Linked DNA regions of Homo sapiens: region 1 is linked to region 2. Evidence: read pairs that join two places in POLR2A ChIA-PET (ENCODE). Cell type or tissue: GM12878. All regions are shown on one strand.

Region 1 (5,000 bases), 91 kb before region 2:
GACATCATCCACTCCATTAAGGGTCCAAATAGAAGAAAAAGGCAGAGGAAGGGTGAAATCTCTCTCCTTCCTGAGCCAGGACATCCATTTTCTCCTGCCCTCAGACATTGGTGCTCCTGGTTCTGAGGCCTTTGGACTCAGACACACTGGCTTCCCTGGGTCTCAAGCTTGAGGGCAGACCATGGGACTTCTTGGCCTTCACAGTCATTTGAACCAATTCCCATAATAAATCTCCTTTTGTATATCTCTGTGTATTCCATTGGTTCTGTTACTCTGAAGAACCCTGATTAATCTAGAAGGAAAAGGGAAACCCTTTCCCTGTGCTTAGCATCTATATTCCTTTTCTGCATATGCTACAATGCTAGTTTCTATTCTCCCTACCTATCAAAATTCTACCCGTCTTTAGAAACTATACAAAGATCCAAGTATAGGAGATTGTGTTTTTCCAGATTATTTCCTCCCCCAGAACTAAGGCACAGTATCTTCAAGATGAGTCTGGAACTTATTGTTCCAGAAGTGGTCCATGCGCTAGGAAGTAAGAAAGCATGCCCACACACACACAAATTATAGGGACATTCAAGGGGATCTCACTGGCCAAATCTGTTACCATTTGCCACCAAAATTAAAAAGTACAGTAATGAATTATAAATAATACAGGAATTCATGAGTTTAGACCAATAATAAATATATATGAAAGAAAAGGAGGAAGAAGGAAAAAAGAGAGAAGGATATGTTGATAGATGATAGACAGGTAGATAGATAAATAGGTAGATAGATAGATAAACAGATAGATAGATAGATATAGAGGAGAAGGAGGGAGAATGAGGTAGGTCTCTTGCTTATACCAAAATGTCAAAGCCAAATGGAAACTATGGTGGGAGCGTTGGAGTTGGAAAATCCTAATTTTGTAACCATCACGTTCAATGTTGGCTCCAGCAATTAACAGCTGCTAAGTGTAAGGGAAATATTGATGAGAAGCAAGATATTTGTAAGTTCTTAATGTGCCAGTCTCTAATAAAACTCATTATTGGTTACAAGGGAGAAAAATAAATCATAACTATAGACTGGAAAGATCAGACAACACCTTAACTAGATGATCAAAATAAGCATCGCCTATGAAGGACAGGTGGATATCATGTGCTACCAGATGCGATACCCTGAAAAGAACACAACCTTGCCTGTGCCGTCTTCTGGCCAAGAACACATAAACCCAGTGTAACCACAAAGGAACAGCAGATAAGCACAAATAAGTACTGTTATCATGGTAAAAATAGTGGGAACTAAAACCATAGTCTCCAAAAGCGTCAGTGTCATGAAGGTCAAAGAAAGCCTGTGGTTTCAAGGAGGCTAAAGAGCCTCAATAACAAATGCAATATTTGACCTGGATCCTGTACTGGGAAAAGCGCCTTAAAAAATGCTACTAGATGAAGGGAAAAAATCGGAAAATGGATTATAGATTGATAGATTAGAGAAATGCGTTATGTATCAATATAATTTATGAAGTTGATAACTGTACTGTGGTTATTTAAGAAAAAATCCTAACCTTAAAAAATATACATTGAAGTATTTAGTGGTAATGGGCCATAATGTATGTAACTTACCCTTAAATAATTTTTTTAAAGTGTGTGTAAAAGAAATAAATAAATAAAGAGCAAGCATCTATGATAAAGCAAATGAGGTAAAATGTTAACAACCGGTGAATCCAAATCTGGATAAAGGGTATACAAATGTTCCTTGTACTATTTTTATTTTCGTAATTATTTTAAGGCTGAAATTATTTTCAAACAAAAGTTAAGAAGTTCTACCATTCTAAGATATAGCCCATGAAACTGTTTAATTCTCAAACCTAAATCATCTCCCCTTTCTAAATCCCACAGCGCTTTACTGTTTTGTTTGTTTTTGTTTTTGTTTAATTATCACGTACAGCCTTGTGTTGTTGGTTGTCGCAGGTTGTTTGGGGTGTAGAAGTCTGGATTTTGCCTTCTTGGTTTCATAGGAAGTCCTCCGCATGCTCTTTGTAACTCTCTCGTGTCCCTTGTAGAATGCTGGCACAGGGCAGGTGCTCTGCATGGGGTTTGGAAAGCTCTGGGTACCAAGATTTGGCTTAAAGTCTTTGCTCTGCCACTCAATTGCTCTGTGAACTTGGCAAACTAACATAAGTCTCTGTGCCTCAGTTTTCCTGTTTGTTAAATTGGAGGGCAGTAGGTGGCTTTTCCTGTTCTAAAATCAGTGGTTCAGTATTTGTGTGGTTATGTTTCAGCAGTTTAATGTTCTAGATGAAAATGTAAACAATTTTGGGTTAGGAAACCATTTTGAGATTTTTTTTTTTTTTGACAGAGGCTAGCTCTGTTGCCCAGGCTGGAGTGCAATGGCACCATCTCAGCTTACTGCAACCTCCACCTCCCTGGTTCAAGTGATTCTCCTGCCTCAGCCTCCTGAGTAGCTGGGATTACAGGCATGCACCACCACACCTAGCTAATTTTTATATTTTTAGTAGAAATGGGGTTTCACCATGTTGGCCAGGCTGGTCTGAAACTCCTGACCTCAGGTGATCTGCCCGCTTTGGCCTCCCAAGTGCTAGGATTACAGGCTTGAGCCACTGCGCCCAGCCAATTTTGAGATTTTTAATGTGTGTATATATGTCAATTGATATGATAACAGGTTTCAGCTATTAAAAAAGATTCAACAGCATGGCACTACATTGAGTTTCATAGAGACTGCGCCAGGAGCCCACGAGAGCCGGATGGGCATGGGGCGAGGCTGTGCCTTGCCAAGGAAACATAACTAACTATGGGCAAAGGCGATCCTAAAAAGCCGAGAGGCAGAATGTCATCACAGGCATCCTTTGTGCAAACTGGCCAGGAGGAGCACAAGAAGCAGCACCCAGATGGTTCCGTCAGCTTCTCAGAGCCTTCTAAGAAGTGCTCAGGGAAGTGGAAGGTCACGTCAGCTAAAGAGAAAGCAAAATCTGAGGACATGGCACAGGCAGACCAGGCCTGTGAAATGAAAGCGAAATGAAACCTACATCCCTCCCAAAGGAGAAATAAAAAAGAAGCTCCGGGATCCCAATGCATTCAAGAGGCCTCCTTCGGCCTTTTTCTTGTTCTGGACTCCAACATTAAAGGAGAACATCCTGGTGTGTCCATTGGTGATGTTGTAAAGAAACAGAGAGGTGTAGAATAACAGTGCTGCTGGTGAAAGGCAATCTTGTAAAAAGAAGACTGCAAAGCTGAAGGAAAAATACAAAAACGATATTGCTTATTGCTGCATACTCAGCTAAAGGAAAACTGGATGCAGCAGGAAAAAAAAGAGTCATCACGACTGAAAAAAGCAAAGAAGGAAGAGGAGGAAGATGAAAAGGATGATGAGGAGGAGGAAGATGAAGAAGATGATGATGACTAAGTTGGTTTTAGTGCAGTTTTTCCTTGTCTATAAAGCATTTAACCACCCCGTACATAATTCACTCCTTTTAAAGAAAAAAACTCTGAAATATAAGGCTGTGTAAGATTTGTTTTTAAACTGTACAGTGTCTTTTTTTGTACAGTTACATTACCAAATATGTCTTTAAATAACCCTGTCTTGGTGGTATTTTCAATAGCCACTAGCCTTGCCTGGTACAGTATGGGGATTGTAAATTGACAGGCAAATGTAAAGCAAGTCCTTGTTGGTGTACAGAACAAATTAGTTATATACAGGGATGGTAGCTTTTTCATCTTCAGTTGTCTCTGATGCAGCTTATAGGAAATAATTGTTGTTCTGTTAGCATTGTTGTTCTGAATACCACTCTATAATTGCAAAAAAAAAAAAAAGTTGCAGCTGTTTTGTTGACATTCCAAACGCTCCTAAGTTAAAAAAAAAAAAACAATAATTTTGGGGGGGTGTCCAAGAGTCTTAGAAGTGACATTTTGCACATATTTGTTGAACCATTCATAGATCCTTTCCTTATTTCATTTGACGAAATTTTTCTGTACCATAGATGTCGTGATAATGACTTTGGATAGAGGCACAGACAAGCTGAGACCCGGGACCCCAGACGCTTGGGTTGTCTTTTTCAGCGGTTAAGCTGGTTTTATATCAGTCTGTCCACACTCCACCCGTTTCCCTTGTGGCTCATGAAATACATTTGCAAGATACTTGGTGAAGGTAATTAAGTGTGCCCTGGGTTCCTGGAAGTTTAAAGTTCATTTAATAATTCTTCATTTCTTATGTCTTACCTTATTTTTGCCACTAATGATTTTGAACAAAGGCCCATAGAGTTTCAATCTTTTTTCTCCCTCCCCTTCAGGGCTAAAAATTGCAGAAATATAGTGAGAGAGTAATCAAAATTGTGTTTTCACATTGAAGCTATAAGAAGAAGTCTGGTTCAAATACACATTTTGTTACTGAAATATGAAAATAATGGGGGATTGGTGTCGTGGTTCACACCTGTAATCCCAGTGCTTTGGGAGGCCCAGACAGGAGGGTAACTTGAGGCCAGAAGTTCAGACCAGCCTGGGCAACAGGAAGAGACCCCGTCTCTACAAAAAAGAAAATTAAAAGCTTAGCCAGGCACTGTGGTGCCTACCTGTAGTCCCGGCTACTCAGGAGTCTGTGGCTGGAGGATCACTTGAGCCCAGGAGTTTGAAGTTACAGTGAGCTATGATTGTGCTACTGCATTTCAGCCTGGGCAACAGAGGAAGGGCAAAAAAAAAAAAAAAAAAAAAAAAAAAAAAAAAAGAAAAAGAAAAAAATAAACAAAATAGTGGACATAAAAGGAGTCCTTCTCTTTCATTGATTAAAGTAAGTTCTCTTTTAATTTGACCACTATTTTACACCTATTTAATGTACTATCACATCAAATTTTTAAAAGATTTCAGCTGTTTTTGAAAAGATTCAACCCACTGATGTAGGAATAAAATGTACCTTATGTTCTATTTATGATCTTTAGAAACATTTTAGATAATAAAAATTGTGTTGGAGCACCATGCTTCCCAATTGTCAGACCTTTCAGAGTGTGTATT
Region 2 (5,000 bases):
AAGCTGCAGGCTTTATTGAGCAGAGTGACAGTACAAAGCTTCCACAGCATGGAAGGGGTCCCGAGCAGGTAGCCAGTGTTAGATTTTGTTTTTTTTTATACTTTAAGTTTTAGGGTACATGTGCACAACGTGCAGGTTTGTTACATATGTATACCTGTGCCATGCTGGTGTGCTGCACCCATTAACTCGTCATTTAGCATTAGGTATCTCTCCTAATGCCATCCCTCCCCCCTCCCCCCACCCCACAACAGTCCCCGGTGTGTGATGTTCCCCTTCCTGTGTCCAAACCGTTGTGGAAGTCAGTGTGGCGATTCCTCAGGGATCTAGAATTAGAAATTCCATTTGACCCAGCCGTCCCATTACTGGGTATATACCCAAAGGATTATAAATCATGCTGCTATAAAGACACATGCACACGTATGTTTATTGTGGCACTATTCACAATAGCAAAGACTTGGAACCAACCCAAATGTCCAACAATGATAGACTGGATTAAGAAAATGTGGCACATATACACCATGGAATACTATGCAGCCATAAAAAAGATGAGTTCATGTCCTTTGTAGGAACATGGATGAAGCTGGAAACCATCATTCTCAGCAAACTATCGCAAGGACAAAAAACCAAACACCGCATGTTCTCACTCATAGGTGGGAATTGAACAATGAGAACAGTGTTAGATTTTTTGATCACCGTTTAAACTCTTTAAGGTGGGAAGTACGTGCAGCAGGAAGATGTTACCAGAGTGAGAAACAAAGACAATTAACATGTCTCAGATCTTGAGGAAAACTGGAATTGTAACTTAAGTTTTATCTACTTTATAACCTTGCAGCGGCATGGCAAAGGAGACAGGATCTCACAAGATTTTACAAATTGTGTTTACAAGGAATTGGAACTGGGACATAGATAAGGTCTGCTGGTCACAGAAAAATGGGCTTTTAACATTCCTTTTAGTTTCAGGGGAGGGGAAGGGAGAGAGGACACAGGGAAGCTTACAACAAAATTTTCGCTGTTTATAGCTTTCTTGGGGAAGAAAACACATGCACAAATTCAGATGTTAGGAATATTTTAAGCATATGTGTTCAATATTATTCATCCAGGACCAAGTCCTGATGCAGGAAATGAGTGAGTTTCACAGCGTTCTGAGCCCCTACTTGACCCAGGAAGCCCAGCTGGAACCTCCTCTCAAATAACCATTTGACCCAGCAGTCCCATTACTAGATATATACCCAAAGGAATGTAAATCATTCTGTTATAATGATACATGCATGCATATGTTTGATGCCTCCTATAAAATGTTAGGGCCAGCCAGGTGCGGTGGCTCACGCCTGTAATCCTAACACTTTGAGAGGCCAGCGCAGGCAGATCGCTTGAGCTCAAGAGTTGAAGACCAGCCTGGGCCACATGGCAAAACCCGGCCTTTACAAAAAATACAAAAGATTAGCTGGGCATAGTGGTGTATGCCTGCAGTCCCAGCTACTTGGGGGGCTGAGGCCGGAGAATTGCTTGAGCCTAGGAGGTCGAGGCTGCAGTAAGCTGAGATCGTGCCACTGCACTTCAGCCTGGATGACAAAGTGAGACCCTTTCTCAAATGAATGAATGAATGAATGAATGAATGAATGAATGAACAAATAAATAAAATGTAAGAGCCATGGGTAAATCAGTGGTATTTCTTACCCCCAATGCATGTAACAGAACATACTTTAATTAGTAATAGTACTTTCTATAGCAGTAATTTTTACCTCTTTGAAGTAAAGGGTTATACCAGATTTTGGGGGACTGGAACAGTGATTCTGATATGTTATTATACTCTTTTATCCCCACCTGGCATACAAAAAAGGTACCAGCCAATTTAGAGATCTATTTTTGTGTCTGCTGACATAAGTAGAAAATTTCCCACCTCCCCACTACCTTTTCCATTTACCGCTCTTTCAGTTTGCGGGCTTATCTGGCTGTTCTGTTCTTGGTGTCTCTCTAAATTGCTGTCATTTACCATCCTCTGGATCAGTCATTTGCAAAATCTGATCCAGAGATCTCTGAGAGTCCCTGAGATCTTTTTAGGAGGGAGGTGGTATAGTCAAAACTATTTTCATAGTAATAACACTTAGACATTATTTGCCTTTTTCACTTTCATTCTCTCAAGAGCATACGGGGTCTTTCCAGAGTCTATATGATATGTGATTTGCAGTAGAAACATTTGAGGATCTGTTGGTCTACTATTAAGTCAGACATTCAGTAGAGTTGTAAAAATATAGGACAGTACCACTCTTCTCACTAATTTTTTTTTTGTTTTGGAAATATATTTTTCATAAAAATTTTATTATAATTATTCTTGAATTAACAGATTTTTTAAAATTCTCAGTTTTAATTCGTAATATGGTATATATCAATGGCTATTATTTATGTAAGTTATGTTTCTTTGGTTTCCTCAATAATTTTTAAGGGTAAAAAGGGTCCCGAGACCAAAAAATTTAAGAACAGCTGCTCTAGAATTCATTCATGCCTCTTGGGTAGCTGGCTCTGTAGTCTTCCCCAGTCATCTGGATGGCAGACGTCCTACCAGCCTCTGTGCCAGGGGTCACCTTAGCCCCTCGTTAGCGTCACATGTTTCTGCACCCTCACTTTTAACTCTCTTGTCTAGTGCTGCTCTATCTGAAATCTGCAGCTCCTGGAACTGGCTGAGACCTCTCTTCTGGAGTCAGGCTTGCTTACTGATATGGTTTGGATCTGTGTCCCCTCCCAAATCTCATGTTGAAATGTAACCCCCAGTGTTGGAGGTGGGGCCTGGTGGGAGATGATTGGATCGGGGGCAGGTTCTCATGAATGGTTTAGCGCCGTCCCTTTGATACTGTTCTCACAGTCGTGAGTGAATTCTTGTGAGATCTGGTCATTTAAAGGTGTGTGGCACCTCCCACCGCTTTCTTACTCCTGCTCTGGCCATGTGATGTGGCTGCTCCCCCTTCACCTTCTGCCATGATTATAAGCTTCCCGAGACCTCCCCAGAAGCCAAGCGTATGTCAGTACCATGCTCCCTGTACAGGCTGCAGAACTGTGAGCCAATTAACCCTCTTTTCTTTGTAAATTACTCAGAGATATTTCTTTGTAGCAGCATGAGAAAAGCCTGATCACACAGTCTCACTCCCACAGGACCACCCACATTTGGATGTCTGCCTGACACTGATAGGTGACAGACTCGAGAGTTGAGGGCCTAGGAAGTGTGCTAGAGGTGATGCTCCTCCTCCTTCCCCTTCCCCAGTTCTCCTGGCTGTGCCTTCCTGCCCTGCCCTTCCTGGAACACCAGCTCTACCCCTCCTGCCTGTGCCCTTATCTCCCTTGCCTCATCGGCACTCCATGCACCACTGGGTACTTTCCCAGCCTCGGTTGGACACAGCTCTCTATTGTACTTGGGCTGCCCGGTGTTTGAGAGAAACGCAACTCGACGGAGCTACTGCAGTTATGATTTCTTACCTCACTTAAGTCTTCAGTTTTCTTGAAAATTGTTTTAATTGATGGGTTTCGGCTTCCATTCTATTCTTTTCAAAGATTAATCTAAATCTTAGTTGCCTTATTAAATTCATTCACTTTATCTCTGTCCCCACACTTAGCAGACAATATGAATGTATAATGAAAAGTTTTAAAATGAAGATAATTCTTGGGAGATAATCCTTAATGATATAGGGTAAAGTGTTTAAGAAGTAACAGAAAGGAAGAAAAAGAAGGCAGAGAAATGGCCATTGGAAGAAGGAGATGGGGGTTGATGGTCTGCAGGTGTCCCTGGGCAGAGAATGTTCCTGCCCCGTGTCTCGCCCTGCTCATTTCTGCTCCCACCCCAGCATACCTAACACCACACTCATCTTGGCCTCAGATCTCTTCCTTGCTTATGCTTTCTCTCTCTAAGGTGCCCAGGTAACTGGAATAAATCATCCCTTCTTCCTTCTCACCTCCACATCTAGCCATCACTAAGACCTGTCTGTGCTTTGGTTTCCTATTGAGTTGTTTTGAGGACTTGAGATTTGTAAAGCATTTAGAGCAGCCCGGGGCATGTAGTAAGCACTAAGTGGGTGGTGGTGACCCTTAGCTCTTGTTACCCCCCAACCCATGTCAAATCCACTGTTGGTCTTCAGCTCTACCCATTTCTGCTGTTTACCATCTGGTACCTGCATCTCACATTACTCTGCCAGCCAGTCCCTCTGGCCTCTGGTCTGTGCTGTGCTTTGCTGCCCAGATGATTTTTACAGTATCTGTCTGACCATGCCTCTTTTCTGCTTCAGACTCTGTTAGCTTGGCAGCTTCGCAGCACCCGTTGTGACTGCCCCTGCCTTCCTTTCCACTCTCAGTTCACAGCACTCGCTCCTCGACTGAGCCAGGCCCGGCCATAATGAACCGTTTGTAGTAGTGCACACATGCTCTACTGTTTAACACTTGGTTCCTTTGTATTTGCAGGGAGCCCCCTGCCCCCAACATGAATTCTGGCTGGTCTTTCAGAGCCTTGTTGACCTGTGACCTCTGTGGCGAGGCCTTTTCCCCCTTTTCTTAATAAATCAGCCTTGTACTCTATGTTGAGTTTTCTACCTAGAGTCGTACTTTACTTTGTACATCTTGTATACTTCACATATTGCACTGTATTACTTATACTTGTATTCAGGTGGTTTAACACTTCAAGTGGTCAGTGTGTGGTGCTGTGTGCCTGTAGTCCCAGCTATGTAGAAGGCTGAGGTAGGGGAATCGCTTGAGCCCAGGAGGTCAAGGCTTCAGTGAGCCATGATCACACCACTGTACTCCAGCCTGGGTGACAAGACAGATTGAGACTCTGTCTCAAATCAGACAAAACAAAACAAACAAACAAACAAAGAACAAAAGAAACCTGTTGCTAAGACCCAGACTTCAGAGCCACACTGCCTTCTCACCCTTGCTCTCCTGCCCAGTAGCTTTGTCACATTATCCAAGTTACTTACCCTCTCTACACTCCTCTTTTGTAAATTGGAGTAATAACACTTACT

What was found. ChIA-PET counts read pairs that join two places held together with the same protein. Peaks named below come from ENCODE experiments on the same cell type or tissue, not always from the same donor. Only the 100,000 strongest peaks of a DNase experiment are listed, where the experiment ranks them.
Region 1: POLR2A ChIA-PET joins it to region 2 with 5 read pairs; 3 of 35 experiments call an interaction of 5 or more read pairs at or near these places.

Annotation. Positions count from the first base shown.
Region 1 is chr2:9,016,690-9,021,689 of GRCh38, reverse strand. It overlaps the pseudogene HMGB1P25. Among named protein-coding and RNA genes, the nearest start is that of MBOAT2, 16 kb to the right of the region's middle. In GM12878, no CTCF peak of the experiment used is centred here; no DNase peak of the experiment used is centred here.
Region 2 is chr2:8,925,959-8,930,958 of GRCh38, reverse strand. The region is part of intron 3 of MBOAT2 (membrane bound glycerophospholipid O-acyltransferase 2); the gene reads left to right. Among named protein-coding and RNA genes, the nearest start is that of MBOAT2, 75 kb to the left of the region's middle. In GM12878, no CTCF peak of the experiment used is centred here; a DNase peak (open chromatin) is centred at 2,082.